2 separate regions of the Homo sapiens genome follow, and region 1 is linked to region 2. Evidence: chromatin loops called from intact Hi-C (ENCODE). Cell type or tissue: MCF 10A. All regions are shown on one strand. Links, peaks and the distances in the headings refer to the core of each region. The heading gives the core; the rest is flanking DNA. Region 1 has its middle 190 kb from the start of ADO. Region 2 overlaps NRBF2 (nuclear receptor binding factor 2).

Region 1 (7,462 bases), core at 1,698-6,697, 550 kb before region 2:
TATTAATGTGTGGGAGTCTAAGTCTCTTTGTAGGTCACTCAGGACTTGCTTTATGAATCTGGGTGCTCCTGTATTGGGTGCATATATATTTAGGATAGTTAGCTCTTCTTGTTGAATTGATCCCTTTACCATTATGTAATGGCCTTGTCTCTTTTGATCTTTGTTGGGTTAAAGTCTGTTTTATCAGAGACTAGGATTGCAACCCCTGCCTTTTTTTGTTTTCCATTTGCTTGGTAGATCTTCCTCCATCCTTTTATTTTGAGCCTATGTGTGTCTCTGCACGTGAGATGGGTTTCCTGAATACAGCACACTGATGGGTCTTGACTCTTTATCCAGTTTGCCAGTCTGTGTCTTTTAATTGGAGAATTTAGTCCATTTACATTTAAAGTTAATATCATTATGTGTGAATTTGATCCTGTCATTATGATGTTAGCTGGTGATTTTGCTTGTTAGTTGATGCAGTTTCTTCCTAGTCTCGATGGTCTTTACATTTTGGCATGATTTTGCAGTGGCTGGTACTGGTTGTTCCTTTCCATGTTTAGCGCTTCCTTCAGGAGCTCTTTTACGGCAGGCCTGGTGGCGACAAAATCTCTCAGCATTTGCTTGTCTGTAAAGTATTTTATTTCTCCTTCACTTATGAAGCTTAGTTTGGCTGGATATGAGATTCTGGGTTGAAAATTCTTTTCTTTAAGAATGTTGAATATTGGCCCCCACTCTCTTCTGGCTTGTAGGGTTTCTGCCAAGAGATCCACTGTTAGTCTGATGGGCTTCCCTTTGAGGGTAACCCGACCTTTCTCTCTGGCTGCCCTTAACATTTTTTCCTTCATTTCAACTTTGGTGAATCTGACAATTATGTGTCTTGGAGTTGCTCTTCTTGAGGAGTATCTTTGTGGCATTCTCTGTATTTCCTGAATCTGAATGTTGGCCTGCCTTGCTAGATTGGGGAAGTTCTCCTGGATAATATCCTGCAGAGTGTTTTCCAACTTGGTTCCATTCTCCCCATCACTTTCAGGTACACCAATCAGACGTAGATTTGGTCTTTTCACATAGTCCCATATTTCTTGGAGGCTTTGCTCATTTCTTTTTATTCTTTTTTCTCTAAACTTCCCTTCTCGCTTCATTTCATTCATTTCATCTTCCATTGCTGATACCCTTTCTTCCAGTTGATCGCATCGTCTCCTGAGGCTTCTGCATTCTTCACGTAGTTCTCAAGCCTTGGTTTTCAGCTCCATCAGCTCCTTTAAGCACTTCTCCGTATTGGTTATTCTAGTTATACATTCTTCTAAATTTTTTTCAAAGTTTTCAACTTCGTTGCCTTTGGTTTGAATGTCCTCCCGTAGCTCAGAGTAATTTGATCGTCTGAAGCCTTCTTCTCTCAGCTCGTCAAAGTCATTCTCCATCCAGCTTTGTTCCGTTGCTGGTGAGGAACTGCGTTCCTTTGGAGGAGGAGAGGTGCTCTGCGTTTTAGAGTTTCCAGTTTTTCTGTTCTGTTTTTTCCCCATCTTTGTGGTTTTATCTGCTTTTGGTCTTTGATGATGGTGATGTACAGATGGGTTTTCGGTGTGGATGTCCTTTCTGTTAGTTTTCCTTCTAACAGACAGGACTCTCAGCTGCAGGTCTGTTGGAATACCCTGCCGTGTGAGGTGTCAGTGTGCCCCTGCTGGGGGGTGCCTCCCAGTTAGGCTGCTCGGGGGTCAGGGGTCAGGGACCCACTTGAGGAGGCAGTCTGCCCGTTCTCAGATCTCCAGCTGTGTGCTGGGAGAACCACTGCTCTCTTCAAAGCTGACAGGGACATTTAAGTCTGCGGAGGTTACTGCTGTCTTTTTGTTTGTCTGTGCCCTGCCCCCAGAGGTGGAGCCTACAGAGGCAGGCAGGCCTCCTTGAGCTGTGGTGGGCTCCACCCAGTTCGAGCTTCCCGGCTGCTTTGTTTACCTAAGGCGCCCCTCCCCCAGCCTCGCTGCAGCCTTGCAGTTTGATCTCAGACTGCTGTGCTAGCAATCAGCGAGATTCCGTGGGCGTAGGACCCTCCGAGCCACGTGTGGGATATAATCTCGTGGTGCGCCGTTTTTTTAAGCCGGTCTGAAAAGCGCAATATTCGGGTGGGAGTGACCCGATTTTCCAGGTGTGTCCGTCACCCCTTTCTTTGACTCGGAAAGGGAACTCCCTGACCCCTTGCGCTTCCCAGGTGAGGCAATGCCTCGCCCTGCTTCGGCTCGCGCACGGTGCGCGCACCCACTGACCTGGGCCCACTCTCTGGCACTCCCTAGTGAGATGAACCCGGTACCTCAGATGGAAATGCAGAAATCACCCGTCTTCTGCGTCGCTCACGCTGGGAGCTGTAGACCGGAGCTGTTCCTATTCGGCCATCTTGGCTCCTCCCCTAAACGTGAATTTCTTACTGGCTTTGTGATCTTTGGAAGGTTATTAAGCTTCAGTTTCATTATCTCTAGAAATTGGTAAATAGTTCTTGCAGGATTGCTCTGAAGATTAAGTGATTAAGTTAGGCAAGAGATGCAATATGAACATGCCTAGAAAAATACCTGCCACAGAGCAGGGCTTCAATCAATCTCAGCTATTTTTTTCTCCAATGCCTACAAGTGGACAAATGATGAAAAAGACTGAACAAATAATGTTAACTGAATTATTATGATAAATTTGATATTTCTTCCCATGAAATCTCACTGTTTTTAATAGAGAATATTCATCGAGTAAGATGCAATAAACATAATATATTATCTTTCAGAATAATTTTATACAAATAAACAAACCATTTAAAAAAAAGAAAAGAAAACCTCTTTCATCAGCTCAATTGTCCTAATTCCTGCTTAGGAAAATCATGTTTCTTTAACTCTTCAGGACTATGTGAATACCATATATTCAACAAGCAAGCTTCAAGTTCTCATGGGTAAGTGGGACAACCAGAAAACAGAAAGTTAAATGTGTACAAAAGTATGCATCCTGGTCGCCCATCTGAGGATAAGGATGTGGTCTCTGTGTCCAAGGTCAAGCCTACAGTGGAAGGCCAAATGTCCCAATTTAAAATTATAGTCCATATTGCACAAGGGAATCTGGATTTTGCTCACTGTTTCCTTGACATTACAACAGTATCTGGCACACAGCAAGTGCTCAATAAGTAATTGTTGGATGAGTGCATAAATGAGTGGACCACAGCAGGTATCATCCAGTACGGTAGTTTTCGAACATGTTTTTAGCTGTGGGCTCTTTGATCAAACAAAATATTCAGCTAGACACCCAATGTGATACAGATGCAAAAGGAACTTATCTTGTCCAGGTAAGACTGATAGGCCTGCACCCCAGGGACCCCTAGATTTTGCAGAGCATAGCTGGAAACCCCCAATCTCATTAAACCCCTCGTTTCAGAGATGGGAACAGAAAGGCCCAGAAATGAACAGGGCTTACCCAATGCTGCATAGTGGGGCCCAAAATTTTACTTTTGCGGTTGGGAGTCCCTATGCCAGTGGGGAAAAGAGCAAATTCTACTAAGTGTTTGCATCACCAGGAGGGTGTGTAGACACCTGCAGGTCATCCAGGTGGCTTCAGTGTAGAGCTGATATTGGTTGTTTATCCTGTTTTTAGAAATGCAACTTGTTCTATGGTGCAATAAGGAGCTTCAAGCTGTGTCACTGAGGACTCTTTAATGGCAAGGCTCTGTATTTTGGCTATAACCTTATGACTTCCCAACTCTCCACCCAGGAAATTGCTTCGCAATTTAGACATCCTAAAATTGTCTCCAAAAGAAAGTGAATATGGATTCTTTGGGGAACAATTGTGTCAGATCAGTGGATGAGAATTTAGGAGCTGACTTTGGGTCTGGATCTGATAACACTAGCATCCTTCCAGATCACAGAGTTTAGAGCATCCAGTCGAGAATACTAATTAGTGCTGAGTGTGGAAGACAGACTCAACAACCTGTGCTTTCTCCCTTGGACTTTCATGTTTGCTCAGGTCATGCCCTGTTTGCTCCTCCATCCTCTCACTCTTCCTCCTTAGATGCAGCAGACGGTCTGCACCACTGAGGGCCTTGTACCCAGCCCCTTCTCCTCCTCCTCCATCCAGTCAGCAGAGGGCTACCAGGCCCATAGGATGTGGCTCAGAAAGACCATCCCTTCTCCCTTTGCAGCCTCTGCCCTCGCCTCCAATTTATTCTCTGGCCCCTTATTTTCCATTATGCTGGAGACAGAGAAAAAGGGAATTAGATTCTCTCACAGATAGAAATTACAAAGTCAAAGAGCTGAGATAATGGGCAACTTAATGCTAGCCACCACAGCATTTCTCAATTGCACAGTCCTGGATAAAGTATGACTTCTTGATGCACATACAACAACAGCAATAACACTGTAAGTCAAGTTGTTTGAAGACGCCCACAAGGTACCTGGGAGAGGTCTACCAAGCTGGCAGATGCTCCAGGCAGTTTGGGGGCTGTTCCTCCAGTCGACCTAAAGAGGGAGCTGTTTCCTTAGAATGCCTGAGCGAGAGGCCCTGCCCGCCAGCCCGGGGGTTTGGGGATCACAGCAGCCACCTGCTTGTGCACCAGGCTGTCACTGAACAAATGCAAGTTGCACTTTTCTCATTTTTTAAAAAATTGTGTCTACTAAACTGACAAGAGTTCTAGTAGATCAAGTTCTGTTACCAATCAGGCTCAATGTCTTTATCTGTAAGTGGGAACAGGGGCACAGGTCCAGCAAATTTCACTGGGTGGTTAAGAAGCCTGGCTGTGCTTGGCATGGATGGGTATCATGTAATAATCAAGCGTGTTTGCAGTAGAGACTAAAAGATCAGTTTCGAACTGATACCTCACCACATGGCCTTGGCCAGGTTTCTAATCTCTCCACCCCTCAGGTTCTGCTTGTAATTTTGGGAAAAGAATAGCACTGAATTTACAGGACTGTTGTAAGGAATAAGTGAAAAATGTGTGCAATGGATTGGATGGGGCCAATACATAATAAGCTCTTAATAAATGGTAGCTTTAAAAAATATAGCTATTGAAGCAAAAATGTTTTCAGACCCTGTCTTATTACGCACAGGTGAGACGCATGCTCTACTTCCTGACTTGGTTCTCCCACACAAGAAAAGTCAAACAATATTCCAGAAGGGAGGAGTTGTGTTTCCAATCCAAATGGAAATATATTGCTTGGGCATGACTCTCCAGGGTGCTTCATTGAAGGGAAGGCGCCCAAGCCATGTGAATGTGAAAAGGAGAAGTTGACACCTCAGTTTACACATCTCAGAGGAATTCACGTGAATGTGTTTTCCCTACAGCAATAATCCTTCCTCCAATCTGTAACCAATATTCATCTACTCATTCAATAGACAGCCATGAAGCAATAACTTAATATGTGCACTAGTATAGTCTGTAGAGATAGAAAGATGAATAGGCCCCAATCCCTGACCTTAAATTAAAGGTTTACAGTCTAGTTGAGGGAGACAGGAAGACAAATGAATAAATAGTCACGATACAGAGCTGGTAAGCACAGGGTGCTGTGAGCATATGTAGAAGGGGCCCCTAACCTGGACTATAAAAAGGGGGTGGTCCAAGCCTTACTAGAAGAGATAATGGGCTGAATTTTAACAGGGAATGTAAATTTGACATTTGAAGTGGAAAGAAAGGATGTTTTAGGCACAAGTTCTTTATGTTTCCCCTCCACAATGCAAGAGAGTTACATTAGATGGTTTCTAAGATGGTTTTCTGGAGAGAGGGGAGTAGGAAGAAGGAGCTTCCCTGCAGTAAATTCTGCTTGTGGAACTCCCATTCCATGTGCACACAGCCATAGGAGAACATAGTATGCTGGGGAGCTGCTAGGTTGTAAGAGCAGGATTTAAAACAAGGGATCAAGCTGGATGGTCACATGGTCATTGGTGTTCAGAAAAATCCATCTGTGTGGAGAAAGGATTGAAGGGGTGGAAGCAAAGAAATAGGTGGGAAGGGCCGGGCACCATGGCTCACACCTGTAATCCCAGCACTTTGGGAGGCTGAGGCGGGTGGATCATGAGGTCAGGAGTTCGAAACCATCCTGGCCAACATGGTGAAACCCCATCTCTACTAAAAATACAAAAATTAGCTGGGTGTGGTGGTGCACGCTTGTAGTCCCAGCTACTTGGGAGGCTGAGGCAGGAGAATCGCTTGACCCCAGGAGGCAGAGGTTGCAGTGAGCCGAGATCGCACCACTGCACTCCAGCCTGGTGACAGAGCGAGACTCCATCTCAGAAAAAAAAAAAAGAAAAAAGAAATGGGTGGGAAGGCAGTTGGTTGGGGAAAATCATGAGGGCGTCAGGGTCAGAGGCAAAGGAGATGCAGAAGCAGGGGGGCGGCTGACTACAAAGGCGTGTAGGAGGTAGAGTTGACAGGACTTGGTGACTTGATTGAGAATGATAGGGAGAAGTCAAGAAGGGCCCCAAGGACCCTAGCTGGGCCCATGGGACCATCTCAGAGCCCTTTCACCTAGCATCTAATGCATATTCCCTTTATGCATATGGAATCTATGATCTTCATTTTTTCCAGAGCAAAACTTACAATCAGCTAGGGGAATCAAGACATGTTATCTTCATGCGTCCTCCATCTTTGTTTCTGGTTTATAGTGGTTCTGCTGTTGTTTCAGAAGGGAGGAAGGACTAGACCCTTGGAGTGACTGCTTGACAACTGAAACCTTCAGAAGGGGAGAGCACCCACCCCTGGAGTGGTGGCAGGCTTTTCCATTCATGACAGATGGGAGCATAAAGCAACAAGATGTTTCTCCACAAACCTTAAAAGTGAACATACCCTTTTGCCCAGAATTTCTACTTTTTTTGGAATTTAGACTACAGAAAAAAATAATTAAAATGTACAAGAATGATCCTAAAGATTTATTTCAGGGATGCTCACTGCAAAGTTGTTTATAATTGTGAAAAGCTGGAAACAAACATGACACACAGAAATAGCACCTGGCCTTAGAGGACCCAAGGCTGGGCCTGACTCCCTAGCTGAGGAGTCTCAATATAGGGTGTGGGACTGGGAAGGAGATGTCCCAAGAATGTAGCGAGGCTCCTAATGTCACGTAGTGACCAACATGTTCTTTTTGAATTGGGGATGGGGCGGGGGGAGATGGTTCAACTGTACACATCAAGAATGGACTCTTTTCCCTTTCTCTTAGCTCCTAAGCATTGCTAAGCTGAGTGGTCGCAGCTGGAATAAGTAAGCTCTGGCTGGAAACTCCCCCGAGGAATCTCTCCTCCCTGCTGTTCTTCCCCACCCCCAGAAAGCTTCGTTTCATGTCTAAAAGCTCAAAGATGTGCTGAGTCATACTGTACAAATAGCAGTGGACTAGGGAATTATAAAATGTCGCTTCCTTTCTTTCTTGGACATTTATTTATTGAGTACCTACTATGTGCCATGCCCTATGCTAAGCCCCAGAGAGAGAATGAAAAATGCAACATAATCCCTACATATGGTAGTTACTTTCTTACC
Region 2 (7,462 bases), core at 2,404-7,403:
TGATAAAACAATTATAGAGGAGCAGGCAACCAAAATTGCAGATTTGAAGAGGCATGTGGAATTCCTTGTGGCTGAGAATGAAAGATTAAGGAAAGAAAATAAACAACTAAAGGCTGAAAAGGCCAGACTTCTAAAAGGTCCAATAGAAAAGGAGCTGGATGTAGATGCTGATTTTGTAGAAACGTCAGAGTTATGGAGCTTGCCACCACATGCAGAAACTGCTACAGCCTCCTCAACCTGGCAGAAGTTCGCAGCAAATACTGGGAAAGCCAAGGACATTCCAATCCCCAATCTTCCTCCCTTGGATTTTCCATCTCCAGAACTTCCTCTTATGGAGCTCTCTGAGGATATTCTGAAAGGATTTATGAATAATTAAAATGGAAGGCCACAGAAAAGGGGAAAAGAGGAAATAATACAGTAATCGTTAATCCAGCAAAAAGAAATGAAAAGGGAAAACCACATAGAAGGGTAATCCCGGAAATGCTTCATCTGGTGGACTGTGGGAGCAGAGGCATTGCCAGGACTTGGGAAACAGTCACTGTGAAATGCGCTGCGTATCTCATTCACTCACTTCAGCTAATGATTCCGACTTGGCAGACGCTAAACTCATGGAGGTTCGGTTTCTCCTGATACAAACCAAATGGCTACCTGGAAGAATTTCTTTCAAGCAACAGTTATTTTTCTTATCTTCAGGGTTAAAATGTATAAAAGTTATGTGTAATTAATCTATAATGCCATAAATGATAATGCAAAACCTAAATAATATGGTGGCCGGAGGGGCTGCCTTATATTTGAAACATGCTTTCTATCATGCATTGACTGTATGCATTTTGTTAATGCACATTCTGTTTGTTTAAGGTGTGTAAGATACACACCCTTCTAGATGAAACTATATGTGCCACACTTTGCACTACTCATAATGATAACCTCAAGACTATCAGAAGAAATATTTAAATTTCCATTTTATGAAGAAAGGAACCAAATTATTATGCTTTTTAAAACAAATTACCAGTTTACATAATTAATCAGGGTGCATTTTAAGTTCTAACTTCGTTTATTGTATAATGCATCATTTGAAAATACCAAGGAGGAAATACCCTTTGTTTTTAATGATGCAAGAGTGGACGTAATGCTAGTTGGCAGTATTTTATTGTAAGAAATCAATAAAGTAATTGTGTTTTATACCTTTGTTGAACGTGGTTGATAGTTAAAAAGCAAGGCACTGAGTGGCTTCTCTGTGCGTTGTAAACTTTGAATTTGAACAGATGCGGTTAGATGATTACTTTTGTGTGTCAAGGATTTTTTTTTTCTTTCAGTGTTTTGTAGTCCATTTCCCTTACAACTAGGGTGACAGAGAGTACAGAAGTTCCTGAGGTTTAAATGTATTGTTTCCAACCTTTTTCCTGACCACCACATGGAAAATGCTCAGGGCTGCTCTAGGCTGGAGGCAGCTGTCCCTTGGGCACCTGCCACCCTGTCAGAGCATAGTGTGGGGAAGTGCTGCTTTGGATTCTCTCTACCAAGCTGGATGATGTTCCATGAGAAGGAAGGGGAAGAGGAGAATATAAGCAAAACATTTGGGTGCAAGCTACTGGGCATGTTTAAAGCTTGGATTTGCTGTGTGGAATTACAGAAGTGAGAAAAATATATTGCCTTCTCTGAGGACAATTGGGTTGAGGAAGTTGGGTTAGGCTCACAAATCCAGTGACGAAACTAGTAGAAATAGGGCCAGGCGTGGTGGCTTATACCTGTAATCCCAACACTTTGGGAGGCTGAGGTGGGAGGGTCGCTTGAGCCCAAGAGTTTGCGACCACCCTGGGCAACATAGTGAGACCCTGTCTCTACCCAGAAAAACTTTAGCTGGGTGCAGTGATGGCGCGCCTGTAGTTGTGGTTACTCCAGAGGCAGAGGTGGGAGGATGACTCGAGCCTGGGAGGTTGAGGCTGCAGTGAGCTCTCATCACACCACTGCATTCCAACCTGGACACCAGAGTGAGATTCTGTCTCAAAAAAAGCAGAAGTGACCATGGAGAAATCATATTTTTTCCTGTCTCATCTTGCTGCAGATGAAACCAAAAATAAACTAGCCTGCCAAATTGTCTTGAGTTCTATACTTTCTTAAAAGTTACATTAATTTGCTGGGCACAGTGGCTCACGCTTGTAATCCCAGCACTTTGGGAGACTGAGGCAGGCGGATCACCTGAGGTCTGAAGTTCGAGACCAGCCTGATAAATATGGCAAAACCCTGTCTCTTACTAACAATACAAAGATTAGCCGAGTGTGGTGGCATGGGCCTGTAGTCCCAGCTACTTAGGAGGCTGAGCAGGAGAATCACTTGAACCCAGGAGGCAGAGGTTGCAGTGAGCTGAGATTGTGCCACTGCACTCCAGCCTGGGCAACAGAGCTGGACTCTGTCTAAAAAAAAAATATATATATATTAATTTGTTTATCTCAGTGTTGTTGTTTTTTTTATTATTTTTTCTGTTTGGTTGACTAGAATTTCTGTTCTGCTAAATATCTCAGTGTTTTAATATCCTAGACTCGACATTTTACTTGCCTAACCTTGCTCATAAAACTTGACATTTAAAAGCTTGTGCCAAAAATAGTCATGTGTTGCTTAACAAGGATGTGTTCTGAGGAATGTGTTGTTAGGTGATTTTTTCATGTGAGCATCCTAAAGTGGACTTACACAAACCTAGAAGGCAGAGCCGACTCCACACCTAGGCTGTATAGTCTTGCTCCTGGGCTACAAACCTTTACAGCATGGGACTGTACTGGCTAGGCAGTTGTAACACAATGGCATTTGTATATCTAAATATAAAGGTATGGTCTTATAATCTGTCATGTGGCCCATCATTGGCTGAAATTTTATATGGCACATGACTCTATTAGCCTAGCCATTTCTCTCTAAAAGATGAGCTCTGTTAGAGGTACCACTGTACCTCTGCTACTTTCTGCTTCCCAAGGAGGCATTGGAGACTAGGATATTGTGATTTATAAGAAGAAATAAATATTTTGCTGTTTGTCTCTGGTTCCTGGCACAGAGCTCCCAAGTCTGTAATTTCCTGGCTGGTAGGAACTTTTGTTCTAATGTGATGACTCTCAGTGGGCCCCTGGATAGGGATTGGACACAAGAGAGACCAGCATGATTAGAAGCTTAAAACTTTCAGCCCCATGCCCCATCCTTTGGAAGGGGAGAGAGGCTGCAGATTGAGTTACAATTGATTATGCCCATATGATTAAGTCTCCATAAAAATCCCTGAACTACAGGATCCTGAGAGCGTCCGTGTTACGGAACATGTGGAGCTGGTGTGCCCTGAGAGGACACAGAAGCCCCGTGTCCCTGCCCCATGTCTGTCTCCCATCTAGCTGTTCTGATAAGTACTTTCATAATAAATGGTTAAATGTAAATAAGATGTTTCCCTAAGCCATTCTAGCAAAGGATTGAATCCAAAAGTGTGAGGCAGCAGTGGGGAGTGTTGTGGGAACCTCTGATTTGCAACTGGTTGGTCAGAATACCAGGTTGAACCGGGGATTTGTGGTTGGGTCTGAATTAAGGGTAGTCTTGTGGGACTGAGCCCATAACCTCCAGGTAGGTAGAGTCAGAGTTGAGTTAATTTTGCAAGATCACCTACCAGAGAATTGATGTGTGGGAAAAAAAAAAAAAAAGCTCACATCCGGTGCTGGAAGTGAAGTACTGAGAGTGGAGAGAAAAAAAGTGTTGCTTTTTCATTTTTTTTTTTAAGATCATTTTATTTTTTGAGATGGTCTCACTGTTGCCCAGGCTGAAGTACAGTGGATCAATCATGGTTCACTGCAGCCTTGATCCTCCCGGGCTCAAGGGATCTTCCTACCTCAGCCTCCCAAGTACCAAGGACTACAGGTGTGCCACCACACCTGATTTTTTAATTTTTTGTAGAGACGGAATTTCACTATGTTGCCCAGGCTGGTCTTGAACTCCTGGCCTGAAGTGATCCTCCTGCCTCAACCTCCAAAAGTGCTGGGATTACAGGCGTGAGCTACCACGACTGGCCTGGTTTTTCTTTATTCAGAGACCATCTGGTGAGACTTGAGTTTGTCTTTACACTCAACAGAAAAAAACTTCATGTCCATTTTTAATGATAACCCTTCATTTGTGAGCAGTTGTGGTTAGAATCTTGTTTGAAAATGACTAAGATGGATGCTTGTGTGAGGCAGCCTGCCACAGGGTGTTTATAACCTATTTGAAGAGTCAGGGTGTAAACTAATAGTAGCTATTATTTATTGATTCATTCTAGATCATAGGTTATGTGAAGATTAAAAGTGTTTAATTTTAGTATCATTATATTGTGTCATAATCCCAGTGTAGCCTAATCAAAGATCTCTGGGAGTGGATGGCGTGACTGTTTAAAAAAGTAAAGGGCATCCTCAGATTATTTGTTGTTTCCCAGGTGCAATCTTGTCCTTTTACCAGCTACTGCTAACCAACACTGCCATCTGGTGGACAGTAAGAAACTTCTGGTTCTTGTTGGGTCCATTAGCCAGGAAGGGTATTATGGTGTCCAGACTCAAGGCTAGGCCCTGCCAATGACTGACATGGAAAAATGAATCTGTTGGGGTCTTACTTGACTTCCTGTCTGGAACAGATATGGAAAACCAATTCAAAAAGAGTCTTTAAGAAGCCTGGGCCAGGTTAGTGCAGGCAGGGACTGTAGTCTTGCATACTAGTTTCCTGTCTGATAAGACCTTTCAGGTTTTGCTGCCTGGGTTTAATCTCAAGAAGGTTGACCCTCAATGGGCCTGGAAGTGCCTGGAGGTTAGGTTGAAAGCTATCATTAGCAAGACTTCGTCTAGCTTGGGAGAAGGGTTTACTGATCTGGAGAATTTGGCAGCCAAAGCAGGCCTGAAACAATACCAATTTCTTTAGAAAAGAATCAACTTGATGTTTGCTCAGGACCTGGGAAGGAGGTGTGGTGGGCCACAAAGAGTTAACCAAGTCTGGACGCAGTGGCTTACACCTGTAATCCCAGCACTTTGGGAGGCCGAGGCGGGTGGATCATTTGAGGTCAGGAGTTCAAAACCAGCCTGGCCAACATGGTGAAACCCCATCTCTACTAGAAATACAAAAATTAGCCAGGCAGTAGTGGTGGGCACCTGTAATCCCAGCTACTCAGGAGGCTGAGGCAGGAGAATCGCTTCAGCCTGGGAAGCGGAGGTTGCAGTGAGCTGACATCACACCACTGCACACCAGCCTGGGCGACAGAGTGAGACACTGTCTCAAAAAAAAAAAAAAAAAAAGTCCTTAGTTGGATGCTAGTAAATGTCTCATAGTAAGAGCAGTTTATAAACATCTTGCCTTATGCTACTAAAAATACAAAGTAGCTGGTATACTTTTCACCTTCAGGAAAGTATCTGGGATCAAAGAATGGGGAAATGACTTTCTAGGTATTTCTTTTTTTTTTCTTTTTTTAGACGGAGTCTAGCTCTGTTGCCCAGGCTGGAGTGCAGTGGTACAATCTCAGCTCACCACAACCTCCGCCTGCCGGGTTCAAGCGATTCTCCTGCCTCAGCCTCCCAAGTAGCTGGGACTACAGGCATGCGCCACCACACCCAGCTAATTTTTGTATTTTTAGGAGAGGCGGGATTTCACTATGTTGGCCAGGCTGGTCTCGAACTCCTGACCTCGTGATCCACCCGCTTCAGCCTCCCAAAGTGCTGGAATTACAAGCGTGAGCCACTGCGCCTGGCTGTATTTCTAGAACAGCAGGAACAAAGGCATGGAATTAAGGGAGGTGAGTAATCTTGGTCAGAATCATATCATAGTAGGACAATATGAGATGAAATTTGAGGGAGGCTCAAGTGGATTAGCTTTTTATTTCCTAAAGGTGAAGGGGCCAGGATCAGGTTCCAGACTTGAGGAATGGAAAATATTTGGAATAGGCCCTCAGAGTTAGGGCCGAAAGAATCCAAGTGAAGGCGAGTTTAGTTTTTGCGTTCTTAGTCTGTTTCTCTAATGTGGGCACACTACATTAGAAAAAAAGTGGGAGGGGTAGTCCAGATATGACAGAAGGATAAACGGTGAAGGAATCAAGAATACAAATGAGAATGTCTTTAAAGTTGCTAAACACAGATTCCAGGATGTACAGGAAGACAAAGGAGACAGGTTAATTAGGGAGTGGGATAGGGCTGAGGGACCAAAGCCTCCTAAGTAAGTGATGCCCAAAGGTAGTTTCCAGAAAGAGGAAAGGGAGTTTGTCATCTGAGAGAGGGACTCTTGATTTGGTTGATTAGAAGAACCAAACAACGATTAGCCCTAGGCTTCCTCCATGGAAATTCCCTAAAGAAAAGTCTTGCTATTCAGAGTGTTATTAAGTCCCAGGGTCTTCATTGCCACTAATAGATCTTTTTGGAGGGACTGATATCAGATATTTCCCTATTCTTAGGAGGAGATGGCTGTTCAGGGAAGGCCAGATGTTAACAGAAGAAACAGAAGGATATTAAACATGCCATTAAGCTGGTGACTGGAAAAGAAAAAAAAAGTTAAACATTGCCACAAAATCCTTTGGTTTCAGTGTTAAAACTAAATAAACCTCTATGGAGGCAGCAAGATGTTAAATGGGGCAAGAGGGTCATAGACCAGTTTTCATCCTTAGGTAATTTTCATTTATTTGAAATACCCACACTTTGGGCATTGTGGTAAATTCCAGAAGGGCACTTGTCTTGGTCTTTAAATTTGGTTGAATACAGTACTTGAGGTATTGGTTGGATTTTTGAAAGGTAGCCTCATTTATTGAAAGGCTGGCAACGATAAATAGGCTCACGATTCAAAATGGAGCGATACAGACTTACATTGCTTGTCCATGGTTCTGTGATGATAAATCTGTATGTGGGACTATGAAGCTATTAGAAATGTTCAGTTTAAGTGTTTGACATATTGATATGCTGACAGAAAAAACGGTATGCCAATTTTTATGTAATGATCTATGCTCTGTAGAGTGGAATACATAGAAAAGATTTGTCAGAAGTAAGCCAATAACCGTGATCGCCTCTGGGTGGGTAAATTACAGGTGTCCCCTCTCCAGGTACCCTCCCTTCCCCCCATTCCTTACACTTCTTAGTCCTCACATTATCTTGATAAGTTTGGGAAAAAAATAGATAAAACCCGTGAGGTTTTTAAGAATCAGAAACAATTTGAGCTCAAATCAATTAGTGGTCACCCCTGTATACCTTTTAAATAAACCCCTCTAATAGTTGACAGTAGTGGCTTCTGGCTCACTGGGTATCACAGAAAACTTTAGCTTAACTTAGTTTAAACATTAGGAACACAAAATTAGGTGACTATGAGAATTTTCCAGTTGACCAAAATTTTTTCAACTGACTTGAAAAATCCAGCCACCTGCTAAAGGTTGGAAAGACATGACTGGAATACTTAGCTGGACTCCTAACTCAGGTTGCATACAGGAAAGCAGACTACAGTGGCCCAG

The links. A loop is a pair of places that touch in the nucleus more often than their neighbours do. Peaks named below come from ENCODE experiments on the same cell type or tissue, not always from the same donor. Only the 100,000 strongest peaks of a DNase experiment are listed, where the experiment ranks them.
Region 1: a loop joins it to region 2, with 14 times the contacts of the local background. A loop is called at or near these places in 34 of 110 quality-filtered maps.

The regions. Positions count from the first base shown.
Region 1 is chr10:62,606,375-62,613,836 of GRCh38, forward strand. No RefSeq gene overlaps it. Among named protein-coding and RNA genes, the nearest start is that of ADO, 190 kb to the right of the region's middle. In MCF 10A, for the core only: a CTCF peak has its summit at 4,462; a DNase peak (open chromatin) is centred at 4,457.
Region 2 is chr10:63,153,843-63,161,304 of GRCh38, forward strand. It overlaps NRBF2 (nuclear receptor binding factor 2), which reads left to right. Exons shown (of 4, transcript NM_030759.5): 4 at 1-1,182. The coding sequence ends at 376. Among named protein-coding and RNA genes, the nearest start is that of NRBF2, 24 kb to the left of the region's middle. RefSeq lists enhancers at 4,246-4,295, 4,376-4,425. In MCF 10A, for the core only: a CTCF peak has its summit at 4,473 (motif pointing left); a DNase peak (open chromatin) is centred at 4,469.